2 separate regions of the Homo sapiens genome follow, and region 2 is linked to region 1. A link is a loop called in an ENCODE intact Hi-C map of the cell type or tissue named here. Cell type or tissue: heart right ventricle. All regions are shown on one strand. Links, peaks and the distances in the headings refer to the core of each region. The heading gives the core; the rest is flanking DNA. Region 1 overlaps PLEKHG6 (pleckstrin homology and RhoGEF domain containing G6). Region 2 has its middle 21 kb from the start of CD27.

What was found. Peaks named below come from ENCODE experiments on the same cell type or tissue, not always from the same donor. Only the 100,000 strongest peaks of a DNase experiment are listed, where the experiment ranks them.
Region 2: a loop joins it to region 1, with 6 times the contacts of the local background. A loop is called at or near these places in 23 of 110 quality-filtered maps.

What each region holds. Positions count from the first base shown.
Region 1 is chr12:6,325,165-6,328,074 of GRCh38, forward strand. PLEKHG6 (pleckstrin homology and RhoGEF domain containing G6) reads left to right here. Exons shown (of 16, transcript NM_001384598.1): 14 at 1,264-1,409; 15 at 2,090-2,782. Among named protein-coding and RNA genes, the nearest start is that of TNFRSF1A, 15 kb to the right of the region's middle. In heart right ventricle, for the core only: CTCF peaks have their summits at 1,296 (motif pointing right) and 1,499; no DNase peak of the experiment used is centred there; H3K27ac peaks cover 1,724 bases.
Region 2 is chr12:6,422,119-6,425,028 of GRCh38, forward strand. No RefSeq gene overlaps it. Among named protein-coding and RNA genes, the nearest start is that of CD27, 21 kb to the right of the region's middle. RefSeq lists an enhancer at 1,349-1,398. In heart right ventricle, for the core only: CTCF peaks have their summits at 1,589 (motif pointing right) and 1,796; a DNase peak (open chromatin) is centred at 1,643.

The DNA of each region.
Region 1 (2,910 bases), core at 153-2,652:
TTCCCTCTCCCTCCCCCTCCCCCTCCCCAAGCCAACAACCGACCTTCTGTAACTCTTTACCCTTCAAGGCTGTCCTTGAAAGTGTTGCAGTGACTGAACTAGGACTCAAAGAGCAAGGCCCTGTCCCAGCTCTGCTTCTCCATACCTGTGGCACCTTGAGCAAGTCACTTCACCTCTCTAGGTCTAGGTTTCTTGTCTGTAAAATGGGCTAACATTCATGTTCTCCACACCACAGGGCAATGATGTGTATCAAATGACCACATGTGCAAAAGTGCTTTGAAAATTTTTTCTCAGGTGGCGCTATTTCCTTTTGATGGTACCTGTATGAAATCGCTGAGGGAGGGAGAAGGCAGATAATATAATGCGTCCTCTCCTCAGCCTTCTAGGAACTTTCCTCCCTCTGAAGGACAGCAGAGTCCTCAGCCTGGGACAAAGCCCACCTCTGCCCACGTTCTGCCCTCCTGCTCCTCCCAGCTTCAGGGCAGAGGCCCAGGTGGTAGGAGAGGGATGCTCTTGAAGGAGCAACCAGTACCAATTCAGAACACTTATTCTACCATCACCACCAACCAGGGAGGGCTTCCTGAAGGAGGGGGAAGACCTGATAACAGGTCTGCCAATGGGACATGAGAAGCAGGAAGACCTGTACAGGTAGGAAAAGGGCCATTCTGTTCACCCCACTCACCCCCAACACTAGCTCCAGAGTTTGGTGCCACCAAATCCCGGCACCACCCCACTTTCTTATGGTAAGAAGTACCCCCTCAGACAGTTACTTAACCTTAGAGTCTCCATGTCTCAGTAGTAAGGTGGGGTAAAAATATCTGGTTCATGGGGTTTTTGTAAAGATTAAATAAGGTAATGTAGGCCGGGCACGGTGGCTTACACGTCTAATTCCAGCACTTTGGGAGGCCAAGGGGGGTGGATCACAAGGTCAGGAGTTTGAGACCAGCCTGGCCAAGATGGTGAAACCCCATCTCTACTAAAAATACAAAAATTAGCCGGGCACGTTGGCGGGCGCCTGTAATCCCAGCTACTAAGGAGGCTGAGGCAGGAGAATCGCTTGAACCCAGGAGGTGGAGGTTGCAGTGAGCCAAGATTGTGGCACTGCACTCTAGTCTGGGTGACAGAGCAAGACTCAGTCTCAAAAAATAATAATAATAATAAAATAAAATAAGGTAATATATGTAACGCACTTAGCAGGGTGCCTGGCAAACAGCAAGTGCTCAATAAATGAGAGCTCTTAATAACGAAAGTGTCCTGTCCCAGGCCGCCCTACAGAAGCTGAAGGCAGAGGAGTATGTTCAACAGAAGAGGGAGCTCCTGACCCTCTATCGGGACCAGGACAGGGAGTCCCCCAGCACCAGGCCCTCCACGCCTTCCCTGGAGGGCTCTCAGAGCAGCGCAGAGGGGAGGTAAGGCTCACACGGACTACAAGGTCTCCCCGAGCAGGAGGAGGGAGCCATAAGGCTGAGAAATGGCATTACTGCACATTTTTGGTGGAATTGGGAATAGATAGAGGAACGCAGGCGTAGGGCAGGGTAGGGAAGCTCGGTACCAGCTGTGTTGGGTCGGAAGGTTGGTACCAGCCGTGTTGGGTTGGAGGTGGGGGATAGGGCACAGACAGCCTACAGAGTTAGCCTGCCTAGAGTCACACAGGAGCACTGTGAGAGGAGCAAGCTCGAGAGTGAAGGTAGGTGTGGATCTGCAGAATATTAGAGCTGCCAAATCCCCGGGGAGTGTGAGGTTCGTCTAGGATAGCACCACTGCTTGGCAGCAGCTTAAGGAGAAAAGAAGAATCGATCATTGAGGATAATATCAGGTAAGTTCAGGAACCACTCAGCAAAAACCTGACTACCCACTCGATACAAGATCCTGGACCAGATGCTATGGATAAAACAGTATAGAGGCAGCCCGTACTCTCTTAGGAGCTTAAAATCTAGCCAGCCAGATGAGAAAAACAATCACAGTGCGATGGAAAGATGATACCAAAATAAGTTTGGAGGAGGGGCCATTTCTGGATGTAGTGATCAAGGGAAACTCCCTGGACTTGAACTTGACCCCTACGCATCTGACTCTTTGCCATTAACTGTAGGACTCCTGAGTTCTCGACCATTATCCCCCACCTGGTGGTGACAGAAGACACAGATGAAGATGCTCCCCTTGTGCCAGATGATACCTCAGACTCTGGCTACGGCACTTTGATCCCAGGCACCCCCACGGGGTCCCGCTCCCCACTGAGCCGTCTACGCCAAAGAGCCCTTCGGCGGGACCCTCGCCTCACCTTCTCCACCCTGGAACTCCGGGACATCCCTCTGCGTCCCCACCCTCCCGACCCCCAAGCTCCTCAACGCCGAAGCGCCCCCGAACTGCCGGAAGGAATCCTAAAAGGAGGCAGTCTTCCCCAGGAAGACCCACCAACCTGGTCTGAGGAAGAAGATGGGGCCTCCGAGCGAGGGAATGTGGTGGTGGAAACACTCCACAGGGCCCGGCTTCGGGGCCAGCTTCCCTCCTCCCCAACCCATGCTGACTCTGCCGGGGAAAGCCCCTGGGAGTCCTCAGGGGAGGAGGAAGAAGAGGGGCCTCTGTTCCTGAAAGCTGGCCACACATCCCTGCGCCCAATGCGGGCTGAGGACATGCTCAGAGAGATCCGGGAGGAGCTGGCCAGCCAAAGGATTGAGGGGGCCGAGGAGCCCCGGGACAGCAGGCCACGGAAGCTGACTCGGGCCCAGCTGCAGAGGATGCGGGGGCCCCACATCATTCAGCTGGACACCCCTCTGTCCGCATCGTAAGTGCTGGAGGGAAGCTGGCCTGGGAGGGGGCAGACGGGGATGTCTGTATGGTGGTGGGGTGTAGTATAGAAAGAGGGCAAAGCAGGAACAGGGGCTGAGGCAGGAAGGGCTCTCCGCCTCACTC
Region 2 (2,910 bases), core at 265-2,764, 97 kb after region 1:
TGTTCAGATCATAACCAGGCGTGGTGGCTCACTCATGTAACCCTAGAACTTTGGGAGGCTGAAGTGGGAAGATTGCTTGAGGCCAGGGGAGTTGGAACCAGCATGGGCAACATAGCAAGACTCTGTCCCTATTTTAATTTTTTAATTTTATTTATTTATTTATTTATTTATTTTGAGACAGATTCTTGCTCTGTTGCCCATGCTGGAGTGCAATGCCATGATCTCAGCTCACTGCAACCTCTGCCTCCCGGGTTTAAGCGATTCTCCTGCCTCAGCCTGCCAAGTAGCTGGGATTACAGGCACGTGCCAACGCATCCAGCTAATTTTTGTATTTTTAGTAGAGACAGGTTTCACCATGTTGACCAGGATGGTCTCGATCTCCTGACCTCGTGATCCGCATGCCTCGGCCTCCCAAAGTGCTGGGATTACAGGTGTGAGCCACCGCACCCGGCCCCTATTTTAATTTTAAAAAGAAAACAAGATCAGGTCATACTTTGGTGCATTCTTTTTTTCTTTCTTTCTTTTTTTTTTTATTTGAGATGGAGTCTCGCTCTATCACCCAAGCTGGAGTGCAGTGCTGCAATCTCGGCTCACTGCAACCTCTGCCTTCCGGGTTCAAGCGATTCTCCTGCCTCAGCCTCCCGAGTAGCTGGGACTATAGGCACTTGCCACCATGCCCAGCTAATTTTTGTATTTTTAGTAAAGATGGGGTTTCACCATGTTGGCTAGGATGGTCTCAATCTCTTGACCTCGTGATCCGCCAGCCTCAGCCTCCCAAAGTATTGGGATTACAGGCGTGAGCCACCACGCCCAGCCTTTGGTATATTCTTTTAGGTTATGTTAAAGATAGATTCTTCAAGTCACAGATAGGAGTACTTGGGATCACCCCTCTGCCCCCACCAGTGGCCCTCCCTTAGGGGGTTCCTCAAATTCTTTGAACTTGCTGAAACCCAGCCTGCTGTGCTGACACAAGAGAAGCCCTGGGAGGATACCCGACGCCTGGCACCTCTGCCCTTATGTCCCTTTTTTTTCTGTTAGAATCCCATTTTGTTTTCTTTTTATAGATGTAGGGAGTACAGTGCAGTTTTGTTACATGGATATATTGAGTAGTGGTGGAGTCTGGGCTTTTAGTATAACCACGATCCGAATAGTGTACATTGTACCCATTGGGAAATTTCTCATCCCTCACCCACCTCCCACCCTCCCACCTTTCCAAATCTCCAATGTCTACTATTGCACTCTCTGTGTCCATGTGCACACATTATTTAGCTCCCACTTATAAATGAGAACATGCAGTATTTGACTCTGTCTCTGAATTATTTCACTTAAGGTAATGGCCTCTAAGGGTTCCATCCACATTGCTGCAAAAGATGTAATTTCATTCTTTTTAATGGCTGAGTAGTATTCCATGGTATAAATATGCCACATTTTCTTTATACAATCATCCATTGGTGGGCCCCTAGGTTGATTCCATATCCCTGCTCTTGTAAACAGTGCTGCGATAAACGTATCTTCAAAATAACAGCCTTGAAGCCCTAATTGGGCTCCTGAGAGGGCCACGTGAGACAGTGTGAAGAGCGAAATCACTATTCTGCCACAAGAGGGCACCCAAAGCCCAGACAGATGGGACGACGCGCTTCCTGCCTCCATTGGAATCAAGCGCATGACTGGATAGCAGAGGCTCCTTGGGCAGGGAGCCACAGCTTGAAGGTCCCAGTTATGCAACTGGCCCCAAGGCCCTTCTACCCCTTCCCCAGGGGACTTCACCAGCTCCTTTTAGGACAGAGTTTGTGTATGGTTCTTGCTGGCTTCAGTCCCTCCCGTAGAGGTGACCCTGAGTAGCTGGGATTACAGGTGCCAGCATATGCACCTGTAATCCCTCCTCCCTGGGGAAAATCTCTGCCCTGGATGGGTAAGATCCTGACCCTGCGTGAACGTGGCATGCGCTTCTGTTCTCCACTCCCTGGAGTTCCTCCTGAGGCCGTGCAGGATCCTGTCCAGTGCTCACAGGCATGAGCATGACTTCAGGGTTGTGAGCAGAGCCCTGCAGAGGTATGCATATGGCTATGGAGTGGTGACCTACTCGGACAGAAAGAATAAGGAAAGGATCCAGTAGCCAGGCCAAAAGGAAGAGGCACCAAGAAGGGCTGCAGCTTGAGGGTGGAGATTCCAGACTTCCAGATACTCTAGTGGGGGTACGATTTGGACCCAGGAGGCAGGTTGCAAATCTAAACCCATCAGAAGCATATGGACTCTTCTTTTGATTAGTTGTCAATGCGAAAAAATTTTTTTAATTTTTAAAAAGGGTATAGACTTAGACAAACTCAGAACTATTAAATTTATAATGTAGTTTGAAACATTTAAGGGAACATTGTACTAAACTGAGAACTATATAGATGTACGCAGGCCCAAGTCTGGCTTCCTAGCCTCAAATCTGGCAAATAAATAAGGTTAGCCTTCCTGAGACGGTAATCACAGATCACGGTCATACACTGCCCACTTGAGTAAAACCGTTCCCCTTGGGGACGAGTGTTCTTTTAACCCCAAGAAGGTTTGGAATCAATCTTTATGATGGCTTTTACCCTCTCAACTTAGCTAAGACGAAACCATATTTCTTGGAAATTAATCCCTGTATGGTTCTGGGTGAGGGTTGGCCACAAGAGAAATGTAAGATTTGAGAGGTAGGAAAACAGAATAGGAGCGGCCGTCGTGCTCTGAGGCCAGCATGGGGTGACAGTCATCTGCTGGCTCACCTTGTCTGCACGGATGGCAGCCAGACTGGCAGCTCTTCCAGCTCCCGTCAGATCGCCTCCTTCAGCTTCTCTAATTCTTGGCCACACAAGTGCAACTCCGTGGCAAGGAGTGCTAGGTCCTTCTGCAGACACCCATACCATCGGGGTGGGTGGTGGT